Linked DNA regions of Homo sapiens: region 1 is linked to region 2. The links are chromatin loops, found by intact Hi-C in ENCODE. Cell type or tissue: heart right ventricle. All regions are shown on one strand. Each heading gives the region's core, and the rest is flanking DNA. Links, peaks and the distances in the headings are about the cores only.

The links. Peaks named below come from ENCODE experiments on the same cell type or tissue, not always from the same donor. Only the 100,000 strongest peaks of a DNase experiment are listed, where the experiment ranks them.
Region 1: it touches region 2 in a loop (19-fold over the local background); 36 of 110 quality-filtered maps call a loop at or near these places.

What each region holds. Positions count from the first base shown.
Region 1 is chr7:28,691,458-28,708,226 of GRCh38, reverse strand. The region is part of intron 5 of CREB5 (cAMP responsive element binding protein 5); the gene reads right to left. Among named protein-coding and RNA genes, the nearest start is that of TRIL, 260 kb to the left of the region's middle. RefSeq lists an enhancer at 3,387-3,456. In heart right ventricle, for the core only: no CTCF peak of the experiment used is centred there; a DNase peak (open chromatin) is centred at 12,486; H3K4me3 peaks cover 915 bases; H3K27ac peaks cover 4,958 bases.
Region 2 is chr7:28,623,723-28,640,491 of GRCh38, reverse strand. All of the region lies in intron 5 of CREB5 (cAMP responsive element binding protein 5), which reads right to left. Among named protein-coding and RNA genes, the nearest start is that of CREB5, 220 kb to the right of the region's middle. In heart right ventricle, for the core only: no CTCF peak of the experiment used is centred there; a DNase peak (open chromatin) is centred at 11,112; H3K27ac peaks cover 665 bases.

The sequences.
Region 1 (16,769 bases), core at 5,366-13,365, 66 kb before region 2:
TGATAGCGTGCTGAGAGGATCACTTATTCTCCAAGGAAACATGAACAAGGAAAGGGGCATTGCCTAACAAGGCTGAGCAAACTCTTCACTGGGTTATATCCTAACAGAGAGCTTCAGGCTCTATCTCAATCACCGCTGTGATCAAATCACCAAAAACCCTGGGATCAGAGTGAGGATTCCCAAAGGGATCCTTGTCAGGCATCATGGGGAGAAGGGGGAGGTGTGGAGAATTTGGAGAAGGTTCCAGAGAAGCATGAGAAAATACTAAAAAGCCGGAAGGGAAGACTTAATGGGAAAAGTAAAGGAAATAAGACTTCTTTAGCCCATGGGGGAGACATTAGAGAAGGCTGGCAGATAATGATGATGATCTTCAAAGTTGCAAATTACTATAATCTGAGAATGGTCACCAGTTACTTTCAAACACAACTGAAGCAGAATAGTAACAGTACATCAGCAGCATGTGGATTTAACTTAGAAAAGAATATCTCCCAAGAACAAATAGTGTAAAACAATTAAATGGCTAATAGAGATTTTGAAATTTCCTCTTCTTGGGCTCTTAAAAAATAGACTTGTCCCTGTCTGACTTGCTTTCTAGGGAGAAGGAGGAAGAACTGGCAAACCTCTCGGAGTCCTAAATTAGGTCTATTATTGTCACTTATTCCAGACATAGTGGCTGACAGAAATGATAGAGATAACGCTGACTCCCATCCTTAACCAGGAAATCCAATAAGGTAGCCTTGTGGGGCTGACAGGCATAGGCTTTTGGCCGCCTCCTGGCTCTGCCACCGACCAGGAGTGTGTGATCTTAGCAAGGCATCTAACTCCTCTGTTTTCTCATTGGCAAAAACTACGTGGCTGTAATATCCATGTCACAGGTATGGCATGAGAATGACTTTAGAGAATATTTTGAGTGTGCTTAGCCCTTTGAAGACGATCAATGCATAATCTATTTAAGAGATGAGTGATCTGCTGTAGAAAATACAGTTAATACAACTGTCATTTTAAAACACAAAGTAAAGCTATATTGTTCTAAATTTGGGGGTGAAGCATTTGGGGAAAAGACCCAGAAACACCCAGCCTCTCCGAGGGGTATGGGTGTCTCCTCCATTACTGTGAGTCCCCAGTTATCCCCCATCCTCTTCTCAGGGAAGCCGGCTTTCTCTCCATGCCAGACCCCTTACAGCAGGTACCAGTCTCTCTTCTAGGCTGAAGGGAGAATATTTGAGAGCACTGAGCTTGGCACACAATAGGAGCCCCACAGAGGTTTCTTAACAGACTTAACAACGTTACCTCATGGTCCACTATCTCTTATTTCCTGGCAGCTATACCCCTATGTCACATCCATGACAGTCATCTTTTTAAGGGCTATGATAACTTGAAACACTATCCTGATTTCTAGGGACAGTCAAGCTACCACTGGCTTGAACAGGGGGTATGGGGGAAGGGTGAAGTTTCTAGGAAACTGTGTGCTCTCTCTTGTGCAACCTTCCCTGAGCTACCTTGCAAGTTCTCCCACTTTGCAAGAGCACTTATCATGAAGCAGAATTGATATTAATCTGAAACACTTAGTAAAATAGTAGCAATAAAGCTCATAATAATGATACTTGGCATGTACTTTACACTTTGCATTCAAGGATCTCAAATGGCTTTTCAACCTGGCTTTGCTATTTTCCAAGCTACTCATGGACTGGACACACAAGCAAAGAAACCACTGAGTATGGCTTCCCTGTAGACAAAATTGATTCCATTATTAGGTTCTGAGATTGACACTGTGTCCAATCTATGTACATAAATACACCTGCTACATACAAACACCCACAGATACCTACATCCTAAAGGGCAAAAGTGCTAGAAAGATTTTTTTTTTTTTGAGATGGAGTTTTACTCTTGTTGCCCAGGCTGGAGTGCAATGGCACGATCTCAGCTCACTGCAACCTCTTTCCCCCAGGTTCAAGCAATTCTCCTGCCTCAGCCTCCTGAGTGCCTGGGATTACAGGCAACCATCACCATGCCCATCTAATTTTTTGTATTTTTAGTAGAGATGGGGTTTCGCCATGTTGGCCGAGCTGGTCTCGAACTCCGGACCTCAGGTGATCTACCCGCCTCGGCCTCCCAAAGTGTTGGGATTACAGGCGCAAGCCACTGCACCCGGCTGAAGATTTTTTTTTGTCTCAAACACACTTTTGCCTGTATTAGCAGGAGAAACTCTGGAACCCAGGTTTACATTTTAATGGACTTGTTTTATTTCGATATTTCTCTCAACCCTCTTCTCAGGGTATTTATAAGTACAATTGAAATGTCTGTGTCTGTTCATTAAAGGCATGGAATTTTAAAAGGCTTACTTTTCTTTTGAGTTCATTCTAAAGAATATTTTGTTTACGTTTAAATGATTACTTAAAAGCCACAAGGGGTTTATATAAAGTGTTTCTTCTAAGGTACTTTTCTCTTCCCTGGTGGCCCTGCATGTTGCCAAAGAGAGTGACTTGCTCAGTTTCTCAAATGATTCCTCAGACAGTCCTATTCCTACTTGCAAACAAATGTGGTATTTGGGGTTTCAAGTTTAAAATGCAATTTGGTATCATTTCAGATGTCTTCCTACAGCTTAATAAACATTTTCCCCAGAGGGACTTGGGGTCTGATTTTAATTTGTGGTAGGGTTATGGGCACAGTAAATGTCAATTTTAGCTATAGACAGTAAGTCCCTAGTATAAATAGAAACGGAAAGTGACTGACAGTACACTTAAAGAACATGCAAAACATTATGCTTGCTCACTGGCGGTAAGTGTTCCCCCAAAAATCCCTTCACTGGTCTGTCATGATAGCTTGGTTTTCTTTTCTTTCTTTCTTTTTTTTTTTTTTTTTGAGTCAGAGTCTCACTCTGTCACCCAGGCTGGAGTGCAGTGGTGAGTGATCTCGGCTCACTGCAACCTCTGCTTCCCGGGTTCAAGCAATTCTCCTGCCTCAGCCTCCTGAGTAGTTGGGATTACAGGTGGCTGCCACCACACCCAGCTAATTTTTGTATTTTTAGTAGAGATGAGGTTTCACCATGTTGGCCAGGCTGGTCTTGAACTCCTGACCTCGTGATCCGCCTGCCTTGGCCTCCCAAAGTGCTGGGATTATAGGCGTCAGCCACCATGCCCAGCCGATAGCTTGGTTTTTTTCTTCAGATTCCTGACCAGAACAGAAAGGCCAAATTGTGCTTTCTTAAGATGTGTCAACCTGATGATCACAAAATGACAAAGTGAAGTAACTGAGTCCTGCATGATATGGCTTTGAATATGAATACACCAGCAAGAGTGTCTACTGACTCAGCCAGTCATTTGCCTGGTGATCTAGGGCTGTGTCCTCAGTGCCTCTGAGTTTCTGTTTCCTCATGCACACACACACAAAAAATGGCTGAACCAACAATCTTCAAGGGCCTTTTCAACCCTAAAGTTAAATGAGTAGATATGATCAAGAGAGAGTAATCCGGCTGGGTGCAGTGGCTCACATCTGTAATCCCAGTGTTTTGGGAGGCTGAGGCGGGAGGATCTCTTGATCCCAGGTGTTTCAGACAAGCCTGGGCAACTTAGCAAGATCTCATCTTAACAAAAAATTTAAAAATGAGCCAGGCATGGTGGGGTGCCTGTAGTACTAGCTACTTGGGAGGCTAAGGTGGGAGGATCACTTGAGCCCAGGAGTTTGAAGACACAGTGAGCTATGATCGTGTCACTGCAGAAACAGAGACTCTGTCTTAAAAAAAAAAAGTGAGAGATCCAGAACTATTATTTATTTCAGGGAAGCAACACGTCAGTTAAAGGTAGATTTTCCTCAAAGGTGGACACATATAGATGAGTAATTCCTTACTGGTTGTTCTTGGACTTTCCTTTCCTTGAACAAAAGAAAGGCTCAAATGATCTCTGAGTGCAAGTAACATTTAGCTGAGGAGGGCAGCAGGAACCAGGAATCGTGACAGGTAGGCGAGGAGGTCATTTCTTCTCACATATGAACAATAATCCTTTGGATGAGCAGGAAATAAAGGTTTCACTCTTTGTGCACTAGAATAAGTAATTTATTAGTAAGCACAATGACATCTTTTAGGAGAGGTAGGACAGGTCCCCAAATAAGCAGTTCTGTCTTTTCAGTGTTGGAGCCATCAGACTCATTGGGACTAGGTTTAAACTGGACATTTTGAGAATGATGAAAATCCTCCAGGTCTGCCAGGAAAAACATTTCACTACTTCATAGTAGATGATACCTGACACCACCTGCTAAAGAGCTAAGATGACATTCCCTAAGTGCCTAGGTTGAGTCCTATGGATGATCCAGTCCATGGTGCCTGTGATGGTAGGTTTTATGTCAACTTGACTGGGCCATGGGTTGCCCAGATATCTGGTTAAACATTATTTCTGAGTGCACCTATAAGGTTGTTTCTGGAAGGGATTAACATTTGAATTGGTAGACTGAGTAATGCAGTATACCTTCCCCAATGTGGGTGGGCTTCATCTAATCCATTGAGGACCTGAATAGAAGAAAAAGGTGGAGGAAGGTTGAGTTATCTCTCTCTCTGCCTGATTGCTTGAGCTGGGACATCTGTCTTCTCCTGACCTTAGTCTGGGAGCAACACCATTGGTGCTTCTGGTTCTCAGGCCTTCAGAATCCAATTGGAATTTACACCATCTGCTTTTCTGGGTCTCCAGCTGGCAGATGGCAGATCATGGGGCTTTTTAGCTTCCATAATCTGGTGAGTCAATTCCTTATAATAAACCATATATCTCTCTCTCTTTTTGGTCTGTTTTTCTGGAGAACCCTGACTAGTACAGTGCTCCGTCTTTAGATCTTTCCCCTCATATTTCCTTAAATATATTTGGTAGAAGTGAATTAGCAGAATTTAGTCATTAACTTTGAGATTCCTCATCTTGTACTTCTAATCATTCACCAAGTTCTATTCACTCCACCCCCAAAATAGACCTGGAGTGTATCCACTTGGCTCCATCCCTACTGCCAAGATCCTAGTCCAAAACACAGTGTTGTTTCTCTTGGTTTCTTCCAACAGTTTCTGACTCCAGTTTTGCTCTTCTTCTATCCAAACTCTGTCTTGTAGCCAGAATGATCTTCATAAACCAAAGATCTGGTCATGACATTTCCCTGTTCAACATTCTTGCATGATTTTCCTTAGCATTTAGGATGTTTTTTCAGTATCTTTTATATGTTCTACCTCATTGATGCCTGTAGTACTATCTTTCCACCTGGCTTGAAAGGGTCTATCCACCCAAGCTTCCATTCATTTCCTAGAATGTGCCACACTCTTTCCCACCCCAGGGCCTTGAAGCATCTTTTGATCTTTGCCTGGAAGGTTTTGCCGTCTGCTCTTTTGTTGACAAATTCTCATTCATCCTTTAGGTCTCCTTTTAAATATCTCTTTCTTAAAATTTTCTTTGACCCCCAAATTAAAGGCCAAATCTAGCAACCACAAAGTTAAAGGGTCACATAGGCCCCTGTGGTTTTCCTTCATGCTATTTCTAATAACATATTAATAGGTATGGTTATTTTGTTTAGTATCCATCTCTGTGATTAGTCTCAAATCTCCCTGGAGGCAGGGGCTATGCATTTGGGTAAAATCATTCTGGTTTCCTTTCACCATTGGGAAAATGTACGCTTACTTTCTGGAGGACACTGCTCCGTCTGGATGGAGAAGCAGAAAGGAGAACATCATAACATAGTTGGAAAGGCTTCTAGAAGTGAACAAGATTGATCCAACATAAGTGAGCACCGGAGTGCTTGCCTCATGATATTGGTAATAGATCTTTCTGCTTTTCTGAAGCCTGAGGCTATTTCTCTTGACAAGCACAAAAGTGAAAATGCCAAATGGAAATGTTTTCTTTCCAAGGCTTATAATTTTGCTTTCGGGTAATACTGAAACATTCAAGTGTTCTTACGAAAGTTAAGTGCTTTCCATTTTCACCATGGTTTCAGTTGTTGAAGCTCTCCAGAAGGATCAAAACCTATAACTTTTATATAAAATTCCCAAGCATCAAATATATATGCCAAACAAACCTCTTTAATTAAAATAAGGCTGAAAGAGCTATAATTATAAGTGCCACGGACTGCTATTCCTTATAAGGAAGAAAACTGAAAAAAGACCTTCTGTTATATTACTCAAAAACAAAGCAAACAAAATCAATGATTTCAAAGTCTAGCATGGCTGAGAAAATTCATTTTCTTAATATGGATTGAACTTCAGAGTGATAGGGCAGAGTGGACATACAAGAATGACTGTCTACAGCAAACTTCTGGCAGACTCTTTGGCCTATTGGTTCACAGCCAGTATTTGTCTTCATAAATGAATTCCACATCTTTATTAAGTTAAGTATTTCTCTTTTTATTATTTGAAACATACTTTAAATATTTTGTTTTACAACGTCCTGGAAACTGATACAATTCCTTCCAGATCAAGGAAGATGGTAAAAAATCAATTATATTTTTTTACTTATGGAGCAATTACAAAAAAATTATGCTCCAATTTATCCATTACTATAACTATCATTTGATGTCATATGTGAACAACTTGGGCAGCTGGAATGGAAGGTGTCCTTCTGACTAGGTAATTTTTCAAAGAGCTCTAAGTGACTATTAGATAGAAATATATACCCCTAGTTTGAGTTGATTTGTAGACGAGTATGTAGTAAGAATTATAGATTTTAAATTGGAATCAACCTTTTATAAGAAAAACCCCTGCAAGAACCAACCAAAACACATCAAAAGCCTGAAGTGAGCTTCTAATGTCAGATCCTTTACAGAAGCAAGTCACAGTTTGTACTTTACAGAATAAATCTTATTAAAATGAATTTTATCTGCCATTGATGGAATTTCAAAGTTGGCCCATTTACAAATGAGTTAATTGGCTTTATCCAAAATAAGAGGGATTTTGGGGGGCCATTTAAATCATTAGAATCACTGGTTCAGGGTGCAGAGAAGGGCTGGGCTTCATCTCCCCAGCACCCGCAGAAACTAGACTTGTCTTCCCTGCGCCTCAGAACCCAGTTCTCAAAGCCTCCTAATGGGTTTCACTGTTTTCTTTCCAGTGCTTATCATAATCAGGGAGCTGCACATTTGCATCCCTAATGGACCTTTTTCAAAAGTGTGTTGACATTTCAGTAGGTTTCGAATAGCTCTTAATGCTTCTCTCAAGTTGGGCAGGTGCCCACAAATCTCCTTATATGGGTCTCCACATATAGACTGTCTACTTTACTCACAGGGTTGGTGGGTTGTTTTTTTTTTTTTTTTTAAATCCCTGGGAACCTATCTTAATTATACTCTTAAAAAAATGAAAACTCAGAAGTTAGATGACTCAGAAAATGACCATCTAGCTGGATGCCTACACGCAGGGCAGCATCGTAACTCTATCTGTGAAACTTAGGCCTGAGTTAAAAGTATCCTCCCTTGTGTGGTAGATTCACTTTTTGGAGCTTCTATTTTTATCGAAAGGAAATAGATATAAATAAGGCCATCAAGATAAACACAGGTTACAGGAGAGAGTTGAAATCAAGCAGGAAGCTCATCATCTGAGCACAAACTCCCCTGCGTTTTACTCCTCACTTTTCCTAGGAGTACTAAGAACTCAGAAAGCCTGCAGAGGGCCGATTTTAGTCCCACCTAACTTTGTGTGACTTCAATAAACATTCGATCCAACAGAAACACAGCTAAAATTATTTTTAAAGTTTTTTTGTTGTTGTTGTTAAACTTTTACTCAGCTTCTGCTGTATCTCGGGAACTGTGCTGAGAGCCTAGCGTGAATAAAAGATCATTGCTGCCCTGCAGGAATTCATCATTTATGAAGGCAAATAGCCAAGGAAGTCAGCTGAGGGTGTAATGGGAGATACCCCTCAAAGTGTTATTTAATACCCCGGGGGTTCCAGGGGATGGTCCTCGAAGAGGAGACATATGAATTGTTCCAGGAAAGATGAGAAGTTAGCCCTGCATCGTGGGAACATGCATGCATGTGTGTGTGTGCTTGTGCGCGTGTGTGAGTTGGAGAGATATTGGTAGCAGGGCTCCAGGCAGAGCTTACTGTCTGTGCAAGGCAGGTTGTTAAAATATGTCAACAAAGGCCAAGAAGATATTAAACAACTACTGTCATTCATAGCTTAATAACATGAAAACGATCTCTGGATGATAACAATCCTTTCTAGGAATATCGACTGTCTGATGTACGTCCCATTTAGGTGATGCCCTTGTATACACCAAATTGGGAACTATATACATATAAAAATGTTAAAACTGATTTCCCAGTATTTCAGGTAGATGGCTGAGTTACAAATTAAAAGAACCATTTGATAGACTGTTCTGCACACTTTGGTCGTTTTTGCATTAGAGAGAGACATTTGGGGTAAGTGGGAGGGAGGCACTGGAGCTCTTGGGCAGGGGACTCGGTATTTTTCAGAGCGAAAAAACCCCTTCTTGGCCCTATTGTTCTACATTAAGCTGCTTTGGAAAAGGTAAAAATAGAGCCATAATTTGGCCCTACTATTTCTGTTTCTAAAAAGCCTTTTCCAAGACAGAAAGTTGATATAACTTTTTTTCACTCCAGTATTTCCAGTTTTCATTTATACAGTTCAATAAATATAGATAAGCATAAGTTGGTGGGAGTCAGCGGGTAGATTTTAACAATCACTGTTATGCACTATCTTCCCTGGAAGTACTGAAAGTGGTTTTCTGAGTTTAATGTGACATTTCCTCTCCCTTTTAGGTACTGCTTTTGCAACAAATTAATTTTGGTTCCCAGAGAGCACACTCCTACCTCAAAGTGCTGTGTGAGATGCTCCCCTAACAAGATAATAAATAGATTTGTCCATGACTTCCAGCATAGAATTAAAACATATAGATTTAAAGATAGCTTTTTCTTGGTCTACGATGAATTGAAATCTTTTGAAAAAATACATTGTTATCTCCTAGTTTCTTTCTTTTCTTTTTTTCACTTTCACAGGGCAGCAAAGTTAATACTCTAGTTTCTAAACCGATATTGGCAGTCACTGAATACGCCCTTTCTTTCAAATGAAAAAAAAAAAAAGAAGAAGAAAGGAAGAAAGGAAGGAAGGAAGGAAGGAAGCAAACCTTGGTCATCCTGGCTTAAATATGAAAATGAAACAAGAGTATGAGACAAGGCAGCCTCACAGAGCAAATGGCCCAGCCCATGGCTTCCCACCCAGTCCCTCTCCCTCCCTTATTGTGAGTATCTCGCTCAAAACCCACTTCTGTGCTTTTGCATATGAAAAATGAGGCTGTAAAAGGGTCAGCCTGTAAAAGGCATAGCTAGTAAAAAATAATTGGAGGGCATTGAATACAGACGATGTGCACCGTTCATAAGATAATTAGTCCCGGGATCCTTACTATGTTGCTCCTGATGTTCCTCATGCCAGGAAGAATTCTGAGGTGTGGAGAAATTATAACACAGCTTACTCAACAGAGAAGCTATAACAGAATGCACATTTCCAAGACCATTCCCAGCAACTTGAAAGCCTCATCCCATGTCTTGCCTTCATAAAACATAGCATTTCCACAATGTGGCTGTTTTAATAAACCAATGAATAGTTCTCTCCAATCTGTTTGCTTTTAGTGAACTTATTTTCTTTCCCCAAAGAAGCTGGCACTATAATGTCAGACAAATGTCTAGAATAACCATGCACTGCTCTGGACACCAGTGAATAAAATATAGCAAATACTGCCTATCCTCATGGTGCATTATTCCACTTAGAAAATGGTATAATTGGATAGTATTGGGAGGGGACTCATGTATTTTTGAGTCGTGGGGTTATTTTCTGGTAATTGCCTGACTCGAAACTTTAATCAGGAAGTTCTCTTAGCCCTGTGAGTGTGTTTTTTTTTTTTTTTTTGGTGGGGAGTGGGGTTTGGGGGATGAGGAAGAGAGACTATTAAAGAATTGAGAAAATGGCTAAGTCCCGCAGGCCTTTTTTTCTTGTCATACAGTTGTTGTCAAAAAGATTCACTATTATGTCTGGGGATAGGGAAACTCAATGGCATTTTGCGTTCGGTAAAAATGTCTCAAACCATTTTTCAAACATTTTGAGGTTTGGCACAAACCTGAAATCCATCTTGCCAAGCACTTTCCCCCCTTAATTCTTAAACCCATGTGTCTTTCAAGGGAAATTTAATCCGTATGTTTCTGATTCATTTACACTTAACTCATCAAAATGGTGTTTTGTAAGAGCTATTTGATGTTCAAGAAGTCTTATGAGCTTCTCTTTTTATAAGTCTGAAAAGCCTTTCTTTTTGAGAACCCAGAAAATTGTATTTTACCAGCTGTAGGCCAAATGATTTGAGCTGTGTTAAAAATCAAGAACCTGCTGAATTTAGGAGGCAAACAGCAGACACAATGACATAAATAAACATCCACACGTGTCCACCTGCTCATACATCAACTGAAGACCTTTCTAACTCATTCCTTCCCTGAAGAAGTCTATCTCTTAAGGCCAAAGAACAAATGACAACGCTGAGGCAGAAAAGAACGATGGTCCTACAGCAAAAATCCCCATTGGTTCTGGAGATTCCCAATTGCGATTCCTAGCTCAGAATCCATGGAAATAAATCAGATTGCATTTTGTTAGATGAATCTATTACCTAAGAAATAAATTAATCATTGAAGGCCAGAACTAGATGGATGTCATGAAATTTCTAATCCAGTAGGATTTGGATTTTGTTGCAAGGACCTCTGGGAGGGGGTGGGGGTGACTTACGGGAGGAGATATGGACCAGTCAGGGATCTGTTTTCCATAATGGGCTTTTCCACAAGAGGATTTCTTAAAAAGTAGTCTGAGGGTACCCTCAGTTTGAAAACAAAATACCTTAATTTTATATGAGGACACAGAGTTTGGGGAAAGGAATCTAGGAGTTGGGACAAAACTTGAAATACAACCCAGGTCCCCTGATCCTTGCCCAGCATTCTGGTGGCCTTTCTATGATACCAGTGTGTTTCCAATGCTGACTGCACTTCATTAGGGGGCCAATTCATGAGAAATTGGTGAAATCAGCTTAATCTGACATTATCAGCATTTTAGAACAATAGATACATATCTAATATATCAGATATCCAAATAATGTTATACGCAGTAAAAATTAAGTATTATTCCATAAAAATTGTGTGTGTGTATATATAAATATGTATGTGTGCATATTATACACATAATCCAATGTACATATGTGTGTATATAAATATATACACATGTATATATTTCCATGGGTATATATACACACAAATATATATATGTGTGTATAACACATATACACACATATATGTGAAGTATATATACACATATATGTGTGTATGTAATGTGAGTATGTGTGTATATACATTACACATTACATACACACATATACGTATGTGTATATATACGTATGTGTATGTATACGTATACGTATGTGTATATATACGTATACGTATACGTATGTGTATATATATGTATATGTGTGTATGTAGTGTGTGTATATGTGTATACATGTGTACATATGTATATATGTGTAGGTGTATATATATGTGTACATATATATGCATATGTGTGAGTATACTGGGCTGTGATACAGAATATATTTCCCACTATTGCTCATATCAAAAAAATTTAAAAACTACTATACAGAAAACCACATTTTCTTCCCGGATGGTTCAGCCAATAGTGGTTTTCAATTTGCCTCATTAAAGATCACGTGGCTGGAAAAACCCTATAAGATCCTTCTCACTTCAGTAGAAGAAATGGTACAAAACACTGGCCCATTTCAAAGGGAGCTTAAATACACAGCTCAGAAGAAACGAATGAAGAAAAAGAGGAGGAGGAGGACAGATAACTCTTTGAGAAAAGAAAGGGTCATATCCATCTTCCTATGCTTTACAAATGGCAGGAAGGATTTCTGATTTGCATTCAGTGCATCCGCACAGCTGAAGATGCAGACATATGAGCCCCAGCATAGTTCCACAGTGCATTTTCCAAGCACTTAACAATCATTAATTAGTTAGAAACATCCTTTCAAGGTCGGGAGGCACAATAGTTCATCTCCACACAACAGAGCTTTGGAGGCTCCCAGGCAGCCGAATGGTACGGCACCTGGGTAATGACTGTGGGAAGACTAATTGGGTTAACTGGCTGTGAAGAATCTTGTGAAAATGCTGCTCCACTGCACTGTCAGATGTCAGAGAAGGCCAGCGTCCTTTGTGCCTAACAGCTGAAAGCTGCCTCCATGGGAAAGGATGCAAAGTCATTAAAACAACTATGAATTACCCTTTGCTCTCTTTTTTTTCAGAATCATAATGAAGTGACAAGTTTTCTGTGGTCACAAAGTGCTGGAGTCTCTTTGGGATTAAAGTGCAAAGTGGGGCTGTTTGGGAATTGTGGTCTAAAACTGTTCCCTAGGTGGGGAGGAAGAGGGAGGAAGCAGTGTGTTCAGAGCCCAGAGGTCACATCCTGCAGGTGGGTGGGTGCTGGTTCTGGGGCAGCTTCCAAGCTCTGTCCTCATCAGACATGCACTCAGTGTAGCCAGGGCTCAGGCATGGAGAGGGAGGAGAGAAGAGAGTGGTGGGAAGCAAAGAGCTGGACTCCAGGACATTTACCCCAATGCTATTAGGGCCCACAACTTCTGGCCCACTAACTAGACCCCAGTGGGGCTGATGGCTGGAGGCAAAAAGCAAGCTATCTTGTGGCCTCTGCACCCCTCTCTCCAGACCAGAGGGAGGAGTCTCTGCACAGCTGCCTGAATGATTTCCAGAGTCTCAAGGGCCTGCCTGTTGGTTGCTCCCTCCCACCCCACCATCCCCAGGAGTCAGAATTCAAAAAGGGACTGCAAAGCATTAGCCTGGGCAATATGACAGAATTCCTGGCACCAGGAAGCTCACTGGCCTGGCAGGGCAGAAATGTGCTCCTCACCGCCTTAGAGCTTGGTCTGGGCACTGACACCAATGGTTTTATGATATAGAATAACTCTCTTCACATTTTTGGATGGCTTCAGTTTCCCTCCCTCCCTCCTGTCTAGCTCTGTGGCCCAGGCTGTAGTGCAATGGTGCCATCATGACTCACTGCAGCCTGGAACTACCGGGCTCAAGTGATCCTCCTGCTTCAGTCTCCCAAGTGGCTGGGACCACAGGTGCATGATACCATGCCCGGCTAATTTTTTAATTTTTTTTGTAGAGATGGGGTCTCCCTACATTGCTCAGACTAGCCTCAAACTCTCGGGCTCAAGCTATTCTCCCATCTTGGCCTCCCGAATTGCATGCTGTGATTACAAGAGTTAGCCATTGTGCCTGGCCTTTGATTTCTTAATCTGTAAGGTGAACGGGTTGGGTTGAAACATCAATCTTTAGGTTCTGGCTTCATCAGTGCATTTAGAATTATAAGACTGGGTCAGGCTAAGTAGCTCACGCCTATAACCCTGGCTACTCAGGAGGCTGAGGTGGGAGGATTGCTAGAGTCCAGGAATCTGAGACTAGCCTGGGCTACATAGGGATACCCAGTCTCCACAAAAAAATTAAAAACATAGCCAATGTGTAGTGGTGTGCACCTGTAGCTCCAGCTACTTCAGGAGGCTGAGGCAGGAAGACCATTTGACCCCAAGAGTTCGAGGCTGCAGTGAGCTGTGATTGTGTCACTGGGTGACAAAGCGAGACCCTGTCGCTAAAGAAAAATTTTAAAAAAAGAATTATAAGATGATTATTCTACTACTAAGGAAGTTCTGGATGGTGAGAGCAAATTCAAATCAAATGACGTTCCCTGTGACCTGTACACGTCACAGGGAGCTTCCTGCTTGCCCTCAGAGGAAGGAAATGGCAAAAAGCAGCCATGTACTGAACTAGGGCAAGAGCTGAACTCAGAAAAATAATCTGGCTATAGAGAGGCCACTGCATGATCCATATTAGGGTGGATGCTGGTGAGAGCAAAACTAAAGGCGAAAATGCTACGCAAGAGCAATTTACAACTACATTTACACTAAATGGGTTTATTATAATTGCTGTTATTATGATTAATTTCAGAGGAATTAAATGGGATCAGTCCTTTATTGCAAAGTGTTGCTGAGCTGACGGAAGTGTTAGATAAATAAGAAGGTCAAGAAGAGGCAGATGCAAAAGAAGTTACTCTATGCCATCTAAAAAAGAAATCTACTACTTAACAAAAAGCGGTGAAAAAAGACCCTGCTCTTTTGATGTTGAAATAAACTACAGTACATTAAAGTGAGAGCTGAAACCTCGTTTTCTGACCAATGGCATGTACAGCCAGAAGTATGATTCTCTCTTCACCTCTCCACCCACTCATGACCTCACCTGCATTCTGTGACTTGGTTTACCTTTCTTGGAAGGAACTGTTACATGACAATATTTCTCTCTACATTATTAATGCCCAAAATATATTATTATCCAGACTTCCAAAGAAGTCAACTGGCTCCATTATTAAATAACTAACATTTGCTGAGCACTTACTATGCTAAGTGTATTATGCTCTTATGAATTCCATTTCATAAATGAAGTAACCGAGGCTCAGAAAGCTTCAATAGATTGTCAAAAATCACATAATTAGCAAATGGCAAAGCCAGAGTTTGCCCCCAGGTCTGTCTGACTCCAAAACAATCCACAGGGCCCAATCTCATCTGGCCATATTGATTACGAGTAATTAGGCTTCCCCTCTCTGCACAAAAGCTTGTTTTGCAGACATTTTTTTTCTTTTTTTTTTTTTAAGCAGTGATACAAGCCCCATTGAGGGCAGAGGGGCAGAGCCAAGTGGGCAGACAGGCCCAAAAGGCTGCAAGAGGGCCAGCTGGACTGTCTGCCGTGTCAGCACATGGGTGCAGCCCAACGTGACTTCAATTCAAGATCTTTGATTTGCAAAATAAAAAGTTGATGGACTCCTAAAACATAGTAATTCATGGTAGCCATTCCAGTTCACACAATGCAGTCTCCTGACCCTATTTTCCCGTTAAGACGAGTAATCAAATCTATGCATTAATAGATACCTTGACATTCACTGGGGGCCATATGATTGCTTTTTCTAGGCTTTGCTTTTTGGACACATCCAGTTCTATTTTAGTTATTCAGATGGAAAATAGAAAAAAAACCATAAAGCAGAATTCAGTTTTTTGGTACCATGTGAAGAGAGAGAAAGAAAGACTTTGTTGCTAGCTAGATGGGTCTTGGCTATTGTCTAACTACTGTCCCACTCTCCATAATAATTGCAAACTATTGATTAATTCTTCTTGGGTACAGCATTGCCTCATCAATCATTAAATGAGTTCTCTTGCCAGCGCAGGTACAGGAAGGAAAGATGTATGGACTTGTGTTAAAGTGTTTGCGTACTATGGAGTGGATTTTGGAGTGCTAAGTCAATTTCAGTTTTCAAAGGTGTGTAAGTCTTTAAGAAATTACTCTTGTTGTAACCCAAACTCATGAAATGCATGCCTCTTAAAGCACCCAGTCTTTTTTGTTGTTTTTTTTGAGATGGAGTTGCTCTCTCACCCAAGCTGTTGTGCAGTGGTGCGATCTCGGCTCACTGCAACCTCTGCCTCCCAGGTTCAAGAGATTCTCATGCCTCAGCTTCTGGAGTAGCTGGAATTACAGGCATGTGCCACCATGCCCGAGGTTGGCCTGGTTATCCTCAATTTACAGAGAAGATAGAAACTGTGGCACAGAGAGGTGAAGTGGTTTGTCAAAGTCACACAACCAGTAAGTAGAAGAGTGATTGAATCCAGGCCTTTTAAATCCCAAAGGCCATGCTCTTTTCAGGAGACCCCACCCTGCTTCTCTGATTAGTAGATGCCTGTATTTTTAGTAGAGACAGGGTTTCACCACATTGGCCAGGCTGGTCTTGAACTCCCGACCTCAAGTGATCTGCCTGCCTTGGCCTCCCAAAATGCTGGGATTACAGTCATGCGTCACCACCTCTGGCCACACCTCTAGCTGCAATCCAATGTAAAAGGAGTCCCCTTTGAAGGTCAGAATCCCAAAAAACCAAACAAAAAGGGAGCAGAAAGGAGAAGCCAGTGCTTTATTCCACAGCTGCTGCTTTTTTTTTTTTGGAGACGGAGTCTCGCTCTGTGATCCAGGCTGGAGTGCAGTGGCAGGATCTTGGCTCACTGCAACCTCTGCCTCCCAGGTTCAAGCAATTCTCCTGCCTCAGCCTCCTAAGTAGCTGGGACTACGTGCGCATGCCACCACGCCCAGCTAATTTGTTGTTTTTTTTTTTTTTTTGTATTTTAGTAGAGAGGGGGTTTCACCGTGTTGCCTAGGCTAGTTTCAAACTCCTGAGCTCTGGCAATCCACTCGCCTCGGCCTCCCAAAGTGCTGGGATTACAGGTGTGAGCCACCACGCCCAGCCACAGCTGCTTCTTTTTTAAGTAGAGTTCCAGATTGGCCCAGCCTATTTTCTGTCAGGCACATGACAGGGCTCATTCTCAGTCTACACTAATTTCTGCTTCTTAATGTTGACCTGGCCTTCCTGACCAATGCTTACTAAGTAAAATCTGAGACAATACTTCTTTCAAGCAGCTTGAGACACCATATGCCCTTTTGCAGCTTAGATTCGGGGATCCCAGCATGGAACTCTCAAGGTGCCTCTTGGACCCCAGAGATGTTGTCTAATTCCACTACCCGCCATCCTAACCCTTCCACTTGCCTCCTTGGAAGTCCCTTTCTCTCCAGTCTACAAAACATCCTTTTTTAACCACTAGAAAATATATGTGAGAGGGAGGCAGCAAGTTTAAATGGTAACTTCACCCAACTAAAGATAAGAATAACACACATATGC
Region 2 (16,769 bases), core at 3,240-11,239:
GGCATTTTTTCCAAATGGTAAAATGAACATCCAAATAGCTATACTTTTGTTAGTTGTTGCTGAAATTCTTATTTTTGCGTTGTTGGTTTTTGAAAGATGTTTGGTAAGCTTTTCACCAATATCATAGTGTTTTGGGCATTTGTTACTTCATGTGTGATCAAAATCAAAATACCACAGAAATGTTGTCACTGAGTTCACATGGTAAACATGGAAAACCTGTAGGCAATGCAGGGCAGTAAAGGTTGCTCCATCACGACATTTTTATGGTGTGAGCAGTCTGGATGGAGAGTTACGCTCTGTGGCTGAGGCTCTTGCTTTATTATCTAGAGTTTCACCATTTAGGGCTGAGCTGAGAGTGCAGAGTATCTGAGAAGGGAGAGGAGGCACACCCACCTACACTGCTCTGGAGCAGGTAACTAAGGTTAACAGTTTCAACCAAATTCCTCCTGCACATCCTATAGTCTGTGAGGCCAGAGTGAAGAGGCATGGGAATGACAGTGGGATTATATTCCTCATACACTAAGGGAGTACTTGTCTTTTACATCTAGCTGATCTCATACTTGTGTGTGCCGTCATTTTTTGCAGGAGTAGGTTCATAGAAAACCACAAACATAGCCAGTTGTGAATTTCAGGCAGGATTTGTGGCATTGATTTTCACTCTACAACACTGCTGCTGGTCTCAAGTTGACATGCTTTTAAGTATCAAAGGAACCTCGTTGATAACAAACTCTTGCCTGTCCCAATTCAAATTTACTGGAGAACTGGGTTCTCCTACATAGCAGATAAGACATGATTTCAGGGCTCCTTGAGGTCTGTTCTTGATGACTGTCAGGTAAGTCCTTGTGAGGTCTTTGGGTCCATGATTAGTGCCCGGCCTGCACTACTCAAGTTCCAGTGAGAAGCCAAAGTACCAAGAAATGATGGAGGTCTTGATTCCAACTCACACTTGTATTATGAAAAATTAAAACATGGATTCCTTTTATTAAATTTAAATATATTGTTCAATGCTCATTTTTGAGGAAAAAATGTGCAGCTAAGGCAGAATATAATAAATACCAACAAAAATCCATATTCCTGTTTCTATTTCTTAGCTCTTAGGACACAAAATTTAAGCCTCCCAAAATGCCTAATCCCTTTTCTAGAGCTAAGGAATGTCTGTTGGTATTTTACTACAGCCTATTTGTTTTAAGGAATTTTGTTTTGTTGTGTTCTGTTTTAAGAGGAGACCCACGTTTGCATCAGAATATTGGACTTATTCTAGAAAATGCTGAAGGCCAAACAGAGATAAGATTAAAGCCAAGAAATTTATCACATACCCTAGTTAAATATTAGGAGAGGCTGAAATCATTAGTCTGACTCATAATTATTCAAATAGTCTAGAGGAACTAATACTACAAAGCATTCATGAAGTGTGGCGTGGAACAACTGGGCCAGGTATGCACACTACATGTTCCCAGCTCAATATATTTCATTAAAAAGACTTTTTTAAATTGTAGCCAAATATTTAAAATAAGCAGATCTGTTAATTTTCCTCTCATACAATAAATAAGCAGGGTAAGAAATGAATATAGACATTTCACCTCTCTGGGATTTGGGAAGAAGTATACAAAGTACTCTCTACTTATGATCTGACCACTCTTTTGGAGGAGCAATATTTCCAAGTTTTGTTCTCTGATTTGCTATGGGATGTGAAAAAGATCATTTGCAGATTGTCAGGTTTTTCATATATAAAATGAACTAATTTCTAAACATTATGTGGAGTGTATTATTATTAACTGCAGAAGTTATAATAATATCAATTGTATTGGTGCATTCTCTCTTGTTTAAGATCAAGAAACAGAATGTGACCGGGCGTGGTGGCACACACCTGCAGTCCTAGTACTTTGGGAGGCTGAGGCTGGTGGATGTCTTGAGCCCAGGAATTCAAGATCAACCTGGGCAAAATGACAAAACCCTGTCTCTGCCAAAAAATCCAAAATAAGCCAGGTGTGGTGGTAGGTGCCTATGGTCTCAGCTACTTAGGAGGCTGAGGTGGGAGAATTGCTTGAGTCCGGAGAGGTTGAGGTTGGAGTGAGCTGTGATTGTGCCACTGCACTCCAGCCTAGGCAACAGAGTGAGATTCTGTTTCCAAAAAAAAAAGAAAAAAGAATATGCAAACCTTCCTAGCAACCAGCCCTCACTGTGTGTGTGTGTGTTCGTGTGTGTGTGTGTGTGTGTGTGTGTGTGTCTAGTTTCTTTCTTTAAGATAGCAATTTGAATGAAGGCAGGGATCAAGATTTTCTTAACCAACACTGCAGTGATTGTTCCATATTAAAAATTCTTAGTCCGTATCTTTGCTGATAAACCTCATTTGGCATACAAAACAAGCCCCAAAATTTGATAAACATTGGAAAAATCCAGGAGAGACCATTAATTAAAAATCATAAATCAATATTTACACTCAGGAAAGAGTCTCTGTAGCTAACGAGGCTAATGATAAAGATTCCCAAAGATGCATATTAAGTCACCAAAAACGATGTCAAGCTACAATTTGATAAGCCCACACAGTCTGAAGCACTGAGCTGTCTGAATTCCTTTTCATTTCCATACCTAGTCTAATATTCCTTGGCCAAACTATTAACCAAGTATTGTTGGAAAAACACAGTAAAAAATAAAAAATAACAACTATAAATGCATTGTTTAAACCAATATTTTATGTTTAAACATAAGTTCTTAATTGGTTGACTTGTAGAAGTTGAAGGACTCAGATATCTTTATGAACACCCTCAATTCACAGACTAAGCAGTGCAAGTTCTTCCCCACCAAAGTGCCTTCGTCCTGTTGTTTCTTCTGTGCAAATAGTTTGCCCTCTGCATCTTCACACAAACAGCTCTTTCTGATCCTTGGGGTCTCATCTGAAACGTCACTTTCCAGAAAAGCTTTTCCTACCTAATCTATCTAAACCATCTCTCCCTCCCCTTCTGCCCCTCTATTCAAACTCCATTTTAGCATCTTACTTGTTTCTTTCACATTGACAGTCATCACAAAGTGTAAGTCCATATTTTAGAATTGTATCTTGTTTTTTATCAGCCATTCTCACTAATCTGTGAGCATTTTGAGAGCAAACTTTTATGTTGACTTCTACATAAAAAGCCCCCAAAAGAGAGTCCAGCAAACTATGGCCTCTCAAAGCTATCTCTTGAGTGAATGAATAAATGAATGATTGAATAGAAATTCACTATCTTCACTACTGAAGCTAGACATAATTTGAATTATAATATGAATTATGAAACATAATTCAGGTGGTCAAATTTTCTTTTCTTTTCCTTTCTTTTCTTTCTTTTTTTGTTTTGTTTTTTAAGACAGGGTTTCATTCTGTTACCCAGGCTGGAGTACAGTGGCACGATCATGGCTCACTGCAGCCTCATCCTCCTGGGCTCAAGTGATCCTACCACCTCAGCCTCCCAAGTAGCTGGGACCACAGGCACACACTACCATACCTGGCTAATTTTTGTACTTTTTGTAGAGTCAGGGTTTCACTATGTTGCCCAGACTCATCTCAGACTCCTGGGCTCAAGCAACCTGCACACCTCAACCTCCCAAATTGCTGGGTACAGGCATGAGCCACTGCACTCAGTGAAATTTTCATTTGAGAAAAACAGCTCTAGCTGCAGGAGTGAGGAGGCTGGATAAAAGAGACCATTTAGAAAACCACAGAAAGGGTGATGAGGCCCTAAACTAAGGCAGGTATGGTAAGGATGAAGACAAAAAGACAAACATGAGATTTTCCAAGTAGATAAATAGCATATAGAACACAAACTTTCAAGTTGTAGGTTATGATTGAAAGGGAAAAGTCTAGGATGACTATGATAATTTATTAATCCAACAAATAATTGGGGATGTCATAGGCAGGCGTAGTATCTATCAATCATCATGGAGTTTACAGTGTAGGAAAGGGAACATTAAACAAAGAATTATATAAAGGAATGATTTTTCATAGCAGAAGTAAGTGCCACACAGGAAAGAAGTGAGCAGTATATGGTGTTTGCCCTCAAGGAGGGAGGCAGGGGATGCAGTAGGGGTAGATTTGGAGAAGGAGGAAGATGATAAAGTCATCAGTACCATGGTGTTGATAATCCCTGCCAATCTTTTCATGTGTGATGATAATCCCATATTGGAACACTCTAAACACATTCCACACTCCTCTTCCTCCATATCCCTCCTCCCTCCCACCCCCCAGTGGAGAGCCTTAGACATGGTCCCTCAAAAAAGGGCATGGGCAAGCAGCACACTCTGGCTTCTGGCCATAGCTGTGTGATCCTGCCCTTCGTGTTTCTCTTTCATCAAGTGAAGGGTATTGTGTGAATATATTATTAGAAAAGAATATGAAAATATAAAAAGAACAGCACACTCAACTTAAAAAAAGAACTCGAAGAGGAAATTGGAAGAGATGATCTCTAAGGTTTCATCCAGTGCTATAATCCTTTGATTTTGTGGCTCAATAACTATTTATTGGTTTTATTTTATTCTTCTGGCATGCTCAACTGAGAAGTTGCTGGATATGCTTTGCTAATCTCTTCAGAAAGCTGGGCTCACAGGTCTGAGCTACATGCAACAATGGCCTGGCTCAGGAGCAATTCTGAATTGTCAGGTAGGCTGCCAGGAGTTTGGGAGACACCATATCAACTGGCATATGCCAATCTGAAATGTGGCTGGGCCCAGAAAACAATATGAATGAATGAATGAATGAGTAAATGAATGAAAAGGTCAACAAAGACCTAGGGGAACCGAAACAGGTGGGTACAATAATAAAACCCTAAACCAAAATTAACATAGATAGATGATGGTGATAGGCAGAAAGAAGTACACAAGAAATATGAAGAAAGAATAGTGTTGACTGAATTGGTGAGTTTATGGATTCAAAATGACTAGCATCTTTTGATTCCGCAGCTTGTCAGCTGAGGCAGACATTCTAGTAAACCTTCTCATGATGATCGAAAAGACTGAAAGATGGTTAAGACTGGTCTACTAATTTAAGCACATATTAAGTGCTTAATCTTGCCTGGCATAGTAAGTGGCCAACAAGTATTAGTTATTTCCAGGATCATTACCACTACCACCTCCTCTAGAACTGTGTATTCATCTTTTAAATGGAGAAGAAGTGCTAAAGAGTGGAATAAATGAGGGTAAGATATAGCAGAGAAATAATGTGCCAAATTGAAAACCTATCAGCCAAATGTGTATTACACCTGCAGGATAAAATATGAGCAATATCAGTGGCCCTGTGGTAGTTACCCTCAGCAGGCTCACTCGACAGTCATTCCAAGCCTCCTCCTTGCCTTCATGTACTATAGTAGCTGAAAGGTGAAGCCTTTGGCCTCCTAGCTTCTCTACTAACTAGAAGTGGTATGGGACATAATTCTATCAAAAGAAACACATAAAAAAGTCCCTGGAATAAACAGCCCCAAGTAAATTCCTCGACAATACCCTTGGGTTAGCAGCCCTGGACTACCTGCCTCCAAATTTCTTGTAATATGAGAATAATAAATGTCTTTTGTGTGTTGTTGGGATTTTTTCGTTACTTGCAGGCAAATGCATTCCTAACTGATACAGTGCTCTACCCTGAAGCTGTTTCTGTCTCCTTGAAAAGACAATAGTAATCTGTATAAAACATAAAAATACATGAAAACATACAATTAAAAGAAGCCATCAGAGATACAGACTAAATTCTTCTAAGAGTTCAGAAAGTGAGATGGACCAGAGCTAGAAAGTAAGGGAAGAAGGCAGAACTTGAAAAATGGGTAGGTATGAATGCAGCCCATGGAAAAAAGAGAAAATGGTTCTCTTCAATGCCTCACATCTAGAGCTTCAGTAAAGACTAAATGTTTCTGGGATTACAATTTTGACAACCCAAGCAATAAGGCATGATACACAGGGGAGGGCTTGTAAGGCTCTTAGAAGTCAGGCACATGAGAAATTGTGGCCATCTAAGGTTTTTGAGCAATGAATGGCAGGATGAAAACAGTTTCATGATATGCAGCTCATCATAATTTTTTAAAAAAGAATTTCAAAATGATGTAACAATATACATTTTAAAATATTTTTCATTAAGAGTAAAGCACATGATAGACATGCATAGACATCATTTACCCTTCCCATTAAAAAATATCAGTTCAATTTAATCCATGAGCATGCATTAATCTGTTCAACTGGTCTGAAAGGGAAGTGACATAATTGAAGCTCTGGGTGAAAATATTTTTTTAAAGAAGAAACTTCTTTTGGAGTCAAGACATGCCAGTTGCTGTTTACAGACAGGCTGGATGGGCAGATTAAAGCTCAAATGAAATTTGTGTGGAAATTTGCCTGCCATTTTACAAGGGTATAATGGGAAAGACCAAGATCACACTTAGGAAACACTGTCAACTTCTGAGAAACAGAGGAGGCTGAAAATGGTTATCAATTATCTCCGTTTTACTTTTTATTCTGGGAATCTTAACTGATCAGATAGCCAAGAAGACAGGCTAAAGTTTCAGACACATTGATTTTCTTTTCACTCTCTTCTTTAAGAGGCAGACTCCTGGCTACAGACAACAGTGATTTAGAGATTTGGTCTCACTTTATAGGCAGCATGAATTCTGTGCTGCCCAATAACTGGAGACAGGCTAGATCATTATCCTTTAGGTTTGAAGATGTATGACCAAGGGGACTCAAAGACAGATGTAGGACCACTACCTCTGTCTTTATGTCTTTGGAGATGCTCTTGGAGTTCACACATTTATAATCCTCCTTCTCAACTCTACCATGAACCCCACCCCCACTACTGTCATGGCTGGTAGCTTCAGAGTGTTCAGACACAAAGTAACCAGCCAATCAAAAGGATGGCTGGTAAGTCCACAACTCATCATTCTCAGCTTGGCCTGACCACTGTGTGAGCACCTTGCACAGGTTAGAAATGGAATTTGTAGATAGAAGAAACACCTTCTTTACTTCCTCAGGTATTCTCCAGAGTGCTTTTTCTCTGAATGAGATATAGGCAGAAGCAGAGGTAACTCTTGATAACCCAAGAGTTCTAGCTGAGAGAATATTCAGTGTTTGATTTTCTATATTTCATTACACACAGACACACACACACACACACACACATGAATGATTGAATCCTTGGTTTAAACTGATCAAGCTTCTCATTTGTAGGAAATAATTTTGTTGTAAAAGAGCCTTGTTTTGGTATCACCAGTATTTGTTTTGGAACAAAAACGCATCCCATAGAGTGGATAAAAGCACATATTATATAGCCAACCAGTCTGTTTGAATTGTCATTCTAGCATTTATTACTGTGTGACCTTAGACAAATTGTTTTGCTTCTCTGTGCCTTAGTTTACTAATCTGTAAATAAGAACCATCCTAGTGCCTACCTCATGTGTTTATCAGAAAGGTGAAATAAATTGATGTTTAAAGTGCTTGAAGAAGTACCTGGAACAGGATAAGAGCTATGGAAGTCTTAGCTCTTGTTATCACTCAATCTATTCAAACATTCATCTTTCAGCCATCGAGTGCCCATGATATAATACACTATTATACAAACTAGCGACTCAGGGTGAACAGGATAGATGCCAGCCTTGAACTTACGGTGTTTCTATTTTAGTGGAGGAGGTAGATGATAAACAAAAAATTAAAAACACAATATCATTTTAGACAATGATAAATGCTGTGAGGAAAACAATGAAGGGTGATGTCATGGAGGGTGACTGAGATCAGGGGCTGGCTAACCTTCGAGCCGAGGGACAGAAAATCCTCCCTTGGCGACACTGGAGCTGAGACCTTAACTACATCTCCTATAAGAAACACTAAGCATAAGTTAAGTAGCAGCGTTCTCTGTCCTCCCGGGATCCCAGGACAATAGGTCCTTCCTGCCTTAGCATTACATGTTTTCTTTACATTCCATAGATATTTCTAATGATGGTGAACAAAACTTTTAAAGAACAAAACATTTGAAAAGAAAAGAAGGAGCTTGTCCCTGCAGACCATCACCCCCAAAAGAAGGCACCAACAGGAGAGAGGGAGAGAAGAATCACAGAAGGACCCTCACTTCTCCTTTCCTGACATCTCTTCCTAGTCCTGGCCAGGCAGTTCAGACTTCAGACATCCATGTCCTGTCATCAGTCAACTTCAGGAAATTTTTCGAAATTGCTGCCCAATCTGCAAGGACAGGAGGTAGAGGAAATGGAAAAGTGAGAGAGGGAGGAAGTTCTGTTCCTTGGTAGCTGCTAGAAATCAGGGGAAACACTGGTGCTTATGTTTATTCAGTCCAGGCACCTACAATTTTGGTGTAGGGGGATAAAGGCTGTTATCTTGTGGAAATGGAACAAACTTCACTGGGTTGGAATGTTAGTCTTGACTCTTATGGGAAGAACACGGTCCAAGCTGTGCTTTGGAAGTGGCCAGTGCTATTTTCTATTTGCAAGAGAAATTTCTGACATGGGTTTAGCCTACTTTAGTTACAAAGTGCCCTTATATGCATAAAATGGTGAATTTTCATTGACTCCTTTTCTCCAGCACAGAGGCTTTGAAGACGCCATGCCTAAGCCTGTCATTCTCTCTACTCTTCTGTTGGCAGGTGCCTCCTCATCTTTCAAACACATTCTCTTCCGAGACACCATCCCTGGCGCCGCCTTATGGTGCTTCCCTCCACTCAATTTCCCAAGGCCAAGATCTTTCATTTCTTTTGCAACCCTTATCCCAACTTGTGATTATTCATATATTTGCTTATTTCTTTTTGTCTAGCTTCCTTACTTGACTGCAAGCTCCACAACAAGGCAGAATTATGAGAGGCTGAGGCAGGAGAATCGCTTGAACCTGGGAGGCGGAGGTTGCAGTGAGCCGAGATCACGCTGCCACTGCACTCCAGCCTGGGTGATAGAGGAACAGAGGGAGACTTCATCCCCTCTGCCGCCCCCTCCGAAAAAGGCAGCACTGGCATCTCTTTCATCTGCAGTGTGTACTCAAATCTTTGCCAAGTGTTTGACACATACAAGATGCTCAATATTGGTTAAACAAAATAATTCATGCCATAACCCTGGGAGGTGGTCATTTTTACAAATGAAGAAACTGAATCTCAAAGGATTGAGTGCCTTTCTCAAGGCCACACAGCTGGTATTTGGCAGAGCTGAGGCTTTAACGCAGGGTTTCTGATGCTTGGTTTTTAAGGCTGTTTTGATTACACTCCACACAGAAGGCAACTCACAAACAGCTGTGAAGGGTGCTACAGAGTATCCCAGTTATTCCAGTATCCCAGTGGGAGGCAGATTAAAGCAGTCAGTGATTAGGAATCAACATCCCTGAAATCTTTGTCACAGAGAAGAAGAATCAATGGCCCTGACCAAGATACACTCAGAGCGGGTCGGTATTGAAAAGTTTCCGTACGTCTCTGAGTCCCACTGGTGGTACCCTGTAGTGGTTGAGCCATGTGCTCTGGGGTCAGAGCTCTGGATTCTGACTCCAGCCTAACCACTTACTTGCTGTGTAATTCTGGATAGGTTATTAATGTTTCTGCCTGGTTTCCTCATATCTAACACGGGGGCAAGAGTCATACGTACCTCATAGCGTTCTGTACCATACATACTCTGCCTGGAATACAAGGGAGGTAGTCAATAAATTAATGTTGACTAAATATTGAAAGACTCTATAAACATATGTCTTCTGCATGCAAAAAGTCACTCTCTTAGCAAGTAGGGTGGTGATCAAAGTAGAAAATGGTTGAAAATATACTTGGAATTTTTCTGAGACTCTTAGCCACACTATTGTCTTTTTATATGGAAATCTACTTAATCAGAATGATTATAATTCCCCAGCTATAAACCAAAATGCTTTACGCATTGCTTGTTTTGCTTCATCATGTGTCCCTCTGTTGCTATAGTTTTGAGCAGCCACATTTTTTCGAACTTTTTCAGCTGCTGCACACCCAGCAGGATGCCTTAAGATGCAATATGTCAGGTGAAAATGAAAAACATATGTTTTTTTCAGCACTCGGTCTCAAGTATTCATGGGTTTCCAAAAAGCACAGATTTGAGGATAAGATTTTCAAACAGACTAGACTGAGATGTACATTTCCCATTGTTCCTGAAGTTGCTATTAGGAGTAGGTAATTAATCAGCTGGCATTGGAAGTGAGCAGTTTGTTACTTTCACAAATTGGGTGGTACTACAGAATCATGACAAATGACAAAAACTTTGCCTAACTGAGATTTGGGTCTGAAAAGAGGAAATTCAAGAGAAACAAGACAGGTATCATTTGGGAGAAGAGATTGATGGGCTTAGTCAAATTAGCAGAACTAAGTCCTATGGGTAGAAATACCAGAAAAATGTAACTGGCTCCATAGAAGTAGTACCCTCTAACGATTCAGGAACAGTTCAGGCTGTCCAAGTAGCCATCACATGAGCAGTGAGTCCACAGTTTCACAGAATGGCTGGGGCAGAAGGTGGGTAGCCACCTCTCAGGGCTGTTTGGAAGTTGTACATTGGATTGGAAGGTTGGATTGGGAGGTCTCCAAGGTTCCTTCCAACATTGAGAGTCCATGTTTTCTGAATGTGCCATAGAAGCCTATCCTTTCAAATCTATACTCCTTTGTCAATCACTGGCCAACAGTTCTACTTACAGAAGCATAATCAATACTGAAGCTTCTTTGAGGGTGGACACTCAATACAGGAAAGAGCCTTCACATGTTTATGATGTCTCTGACAAACAAAAATTAACTTTTACAATTTAATAGATGCCATCCCTTATAAAAAGCTGAGACAGCCATTGGGAACATATGAATCATGGATGGTCAGAGCTTTGAGAACAAGACTCATGACTGCCATGAAGCAAAGGTCATCCCAGGAGAATGTTGTGGCTCTGTGTTTAAAGGGGCCCTTCCTAACCCTAGAAGGCCAACGTGTTTCCTGAAAGCAACACAACTGTTCAACCCCTGACTGTCCCTGCTATCTTTTAAAGCAAAGAAACTCCCTGCTTGCCAGCCTGCCTGCTCAACAGTGAATACAGAGTTGTCTGTTGGCTGCCCCAGATCCTCTCTGCTCTGTTTAGAGAGGCCAGAAAGAAGAATTCAGGGACCAACAGCAGCTGAACAGCTTGGCTGACCCGCACGCTGGGCGTCTGATTCCAGGACAACTCTCCAAGGAAAGGGAGGAGGTGGAAGGAGGACTGGGTAATAAATTAGCCCCTTGGACTTCCCTGCAGAACCTGCTGCTGTGTCCATCCTCAGCTTCTCTTTTTAAACATATGCCAGTGGATTAATGTTAGCAATCTAACCTTTGTTGAGTGCTTGCTATGGGCTAAACTCATCTCTGAGGATTTCGCACGTATTGTTTTATTTAATTTCTACAACAACCTGTGAGTGTTTTTATCAATGTTTAAGCAAGTAAACCGAGGCACCATTTGGTCCAAGATGACACAGGTGGCAAGAGGTAAACTCACCGTTTAAACAGACAACTTGGTTTAGAAGTCTGGGATCTTAATCACTATCCTAAATTAAGCGGGAAGAGGGGACGTGGGGGAGAAGGGGCATTGGAAGTTTGGCTTAAGGGTTTTTGTTTGTTTTTAATGTAGTTAAATCTATCAATGTTCAATGCCTATCTAATAATCTTTTCTCCCCCCAGCTAGACTGTAGTTCATGAACCAAGACTGTTCTTTCTTCTTCTCAACTATTAGCACAGTGTCTGGCCAATGAGAGGGACTTGGTCACAGCAGAGGAAATGTCTATAAGGATTTTCCTAGAAAAGCCAGATAAATGTTACATGAAAATCAATAACATGCAGCATATTGTCTCTAGCACCTTGGATGCTGCTGTTGGACCCTAAGAGCCCACCCCTTGGCCAGCATGTCCCCTCATCTCCATGACAGCCACCCACCCTCACACAGTAGAATGTTCTTGAAATTTACACTTTCTTCTGCCACTGGCTACCATGGTCTCTTCCTTCTCTTACCCACTGAAATGCAGATTTCCTATGTCTTGTCCCCTGGGCTCCAGAGAAGCCTGTTTATTTTCCTTGGGTGCTGAAACATCTTCTGGAAGGTTTTGAGGGCAAAGTAGACTGACAGATGCTAAGCCTTCTGGGGCAAATCAGAACTAGAAGAGGTGACCAGACAGGAGACAGACAATAAGCAGGCGTGGTCAGTTGCTGTAGCTGCCCCAGTGGTAAGAGGTTTCAGTAAACAAACAGAGGTAAGTTCAGGAAACCTGCTCAGTCTTATCATTTGTGCTACAAATGTAGACCACAAAAGTCCTGGATTGCTGTCAGTCTTTAGGGTCTCGAGACCCTAAAGACTGACGAGAGATATGAGAGCCATTCCTCTCTGACATCCCTGAAAAGCTGAGCTGATCCTGTTGGGCAATACCGTAGTAAGAAGAGGAACTGGCTGCCTGTTAGAATAAGAGAATAAGAGAAATCCCTTCACTGAACTGGGAAGTTTCCAAATAACTGGAAAAGAGAGGCATTACTGCTGCGTGATAGTGGGTAGATCAGGATATTTCATATAAATTATATAAACTGTGAACAATTTGGCAAGGCAGGCATCATTGCTTCTATTTCACAGATAAGAAATAGAAGCAGCCTCACACCATAACAATAGCCTCTGCTTATTGGACTAAGTCACATACAGATTTTTATTTACTGAACACTCAGTACAACAGCCACTGTCATGAAAATAATTTCTAATGAATGCCCTGAGGTTTGTCTAAGGCTGAAGATAAGCTGAAAAGAAGAGGATATGGCCAGAGGAGGTCCAGGGGTGCGGGGTAGAGGGGGCCCTTAGAAAGTGTGAAGTGAAGAACTTCATGCTATCCCACCAATCTGTGAATGACTATAACTGCATGGCGAAAACCCTTTTTTGCATTTCAAGAGGCAGGTCATGGGAGCTACAACTGGTCATTTAAATGAATTTTACTTATTTCTGAGCCAAGGCCTTTCAGGGTCTTGGTATTCAAATTTAAGCCAGAAGATTAATTCAGCCCAGTGTTTTGCAACCGTGACCTCATGTAAAAAAAATACTGATGCCTGGGCTCCACCCCAGAAGAAATGATTCAAACCTTCTGGGGATGGGCCCAAGTACTGGTATTTGTTTTAAAGCTCCCAAGTGAGAGCAACAGGTAGCCAGGGCTGAGCCACTCTTTCAAACGAACGGTTCAAGTATTATTGTATCTAATGAAAGGAATCAAGGTCCCAAGTTGCCTTGAAAATTCGAGGTGATCTTAAATTTTTCTCTATCAAATGCTGGGCTATCAGAAACTCCAAGCTGACAATACCAAGGCAACTGTGATAGACATTTTGGAACAGATGCCCAGCAGCCACGGTAGAAGACAGGGAAAAAAAAGATTATATGAACCACCATCTTAATTATGGAAAACCAGACACCCTGGCAGAAGGCCAGGGGCGTAGCAGAATGGATGGGGTGGAGGACAGGAGAAATTTTAGGAAATTAGAAATTTTAATAACTTTGTCTGTCAAGGGCTGCAAGTGGATGTCGACTTGTTTCTAACTCATTGCAAGCATTGAGAGCAAAAACAGATGAGAAAAAAAACCCCTGTATCACATCCTGGCTGCTTTTTATTTCTCCAGCCTAGGAACAGAAAAGAAATTGAAGCCGTCCTGGGGCCCCTTTCCCCAAATCTGATGAAGGGCCCCCGGTAGGCTCCCTTTCTGAACACCAGGGGGAGTAAGACATAGTTTGCCTTGTTCACCATGCCTTTCCATGGAGCATGAGAAAGAACAAGTTCTTGCTTCTTGTTTAGATCCCTTCTTGAATAGCTCTTCCTTCTCTCCCTGGCTAAAGAGGACGATCTATTTGCACTCGTTTAAAAGAGTAAGTAAATGCTCTTTAGAAGCAATAAAATCGATTCTGTTCCATCACCCCAGGGTTTGAAGTGGCAACAGAGGGGAGGGGTTAAGAGAGCAGATCCTGGTGCCAGACTTCCTGGGTTTGAATCCCAGAAACAGCACTTAGTAGCTCCTTAGCTACGGGCAGGTTACTTAACCTCTCAGGTCTTGGTTTTTCTGTTTGTAAAATGGGGATAGTCATAATAACACACCTCATGGGATTGTTGTGAGGATGGGTGGGTTAACACACATAAAACTTGGAACAAGCCTGGGCATATAGCCAGCAGTCAATGAGTATTAGTGCTATTTTCCAAGAGACTACCAGGAAATTTTCAATTCAAATTTGAACTCTTCCACACTTCAATCATTCTAAATATTTTATATTAACAATCATACAACTCAAATCACAGGAATGGTAAAGCCAGTGGAGCATTTGACAAGAAGCAATCTTTTAAGGTAGAAATAAATGACTTATGTAGTGATCTCTACTTGATACAGAAAACAATGAATTATACTACCTTAATGTGAATAATACATACGTTAAATATAAAATGACACACCCAAATAGAATGACCTCATAAATGAATGTACTCCAATGAAGAAAGGCAACAATCTGTTAGGATATCATTATCGTAAACTTTTCCCAGAGGGTGTAAGAAATTAGTTGAAGAAAAGCATATGGTACCTAATGACAACTTAGATACCTTTTTAAAAGACTCTTACAGTAGTTATTTCACTAAAATGCATGTACTATTATAATTTCAGAAAATTGTTCTTATTGAAATAGATGATCCTCTATGATATTATGTCATTTTAACAAAATGAGTGGCCAATAAGGAAGACCTGTGTTGATTTACTCCTCTTAAAGTCTGATAGCACATTTTCCATGGATGGAGGCCATGGAATAAACATTGCTGTATCAAACATTCCTGACAATGAGGGAGAACTCTGCTTGCATGTTTTTTCATCCTAGCACACATAACTTTTTTCCCCTGTGGATCTTCAGCAAGGCAACGCAGTTGCCTTGGCTGTATGGAATTCAGCAAACAGAAATGCATGACCAGTGACCACACACTTGCATCTGGATGAGGTTTTGGCGGACTGTGCTTTGGGATTTTAACTCCAGCCACTAACAAGGACCCTCTTCTTTTTGACTATATAAGTCAACTCTGAGAACATGGGGTAGAATGCCTTTTTTTTGGAGTTCCTTCCATGTCTCCTGTGCACTGAGAATGCAGATAGGAGAGAACAACTCTCTTGTCCTTTGCACTTCCCGTAGTTGGAGGTACCAAAGTCTGGCAAGAAATCAGAATGATGGAGGAAAGAGCCATCTTAAAGGGTAGAATGAAACATCCTTTGTTCGTCCTATCAGCATGTGTGGGTAGAGGATAAAGCTGTCTGATGGAGTGGCACAGAGGTCAAAAGCAGGGCCTGGGCCTGGCTTGAATCCAACTCCACAGGTACTAGCCCTGTAACTTGAATTCAGTTGCTTAACTTCCCTAAGCCTCATTTCCTCATCTGTAGAACGGGGTTAATAATAGTTTCTGCCTTATAATGTAGCCATGGGAATTACATGAAATGCTGCTTATGAAATCTTTTATCTTACTCTGTATTTTTAAATCCTCACCAAAAAAAAAAAAAAAAAATCCAACATGGTGGATACTACTGTACCAATTTTGCTGATGGGAAACTGAGGCTCAGAGATATTATATAACTGGCCCAGAGTCATCCAGGCACGTCAGTGTAGGAAACTGGGCATGAACCTAGGATTGCCTGGCTCTGAAGCTGATGCTCCAAGCACTCACTGACCCATATCACAAAGTGAGCACTAGGAGCTGTCAGACCATCTGGGCCAGCCTTTCCTTTTATAGGGAAGAGTTACAATTAACAGAAGTTCAGCGAGTAAACTCAGGGTAGGAGGCAGGCATAAGAAATCAGTTCTTCAAGATTGTTTTTTTTTTTTTTTTTCACGTCTGTTGGCGGAACAAGGAAAAACGAAGTACAATTTGAGAAAAATGTTCAACTTAGACACCAAAGTAACAAGAGGATTTACTGGGGTGAGGCAGAAGTGGAGGCTTAAAGAAGGAGCCAGATAGACCCTCTTTTTGTACACAGCCTGTTAATCTTTAAAAATGTTGGCTACCTATGGTATGAAATTCAACTTTTTTAAATTGCAAACAAACTTGGGATTTCCACACGCATTATTACTTATTAATCATTCATTAAGCATCTGTTATCAAATAGGTCTTAGCCAAACCAAAGGGCAATTAACTTTTTCAAGAGTAAACAGAAAATGAGTTCACAAATTCCCAACTGTTCTTCCCTGCTTCTGACATAGATAGGCTCAAGTATACGCACTCAAAAACTTGGAAGAGAACATTAAAATGAAATAGTAAACGCTTGATTCTTCTTTGGCTTTAGAATTCACGCAAATTAGACGTGCAGAGTCTAAAGGATTTCCTTATTTAATTGGCCTCAATATTTCATTTGCACTTACTTATTGGTCTGTGTATTTCAGAGTGCTTTATCTATTTGTAACGGCTTCAGACTATCTGGTTTAGGTTGAATACCTGTAGAGGGCAGCATGTCATATTTATTTAAGGGATGAATCCAGAATCTCTGCTAAAGGTGATAATGGAGGAAGTTGTCATCACCACCATCATCATCACCATCATCATTGTTCTTATCATATCCCTGGGTTTTGATCTTAGAGAAAATCTCTGTTACAAAGTGGCAAAGTAGACTATACAATCTCCCCCCATCTTTATGAACGTTAATATTCTGCATAGTTTTCTGATGCATTATTTTATTCAAAATCAAAAAGATTCTCTTACTTGCATACCACAAAACTCCTCTGCTATGTATGATGTTGGCATAAAATTCTGTCATTCTGCTGTTAAATAATTCAAAACCATTTAACAT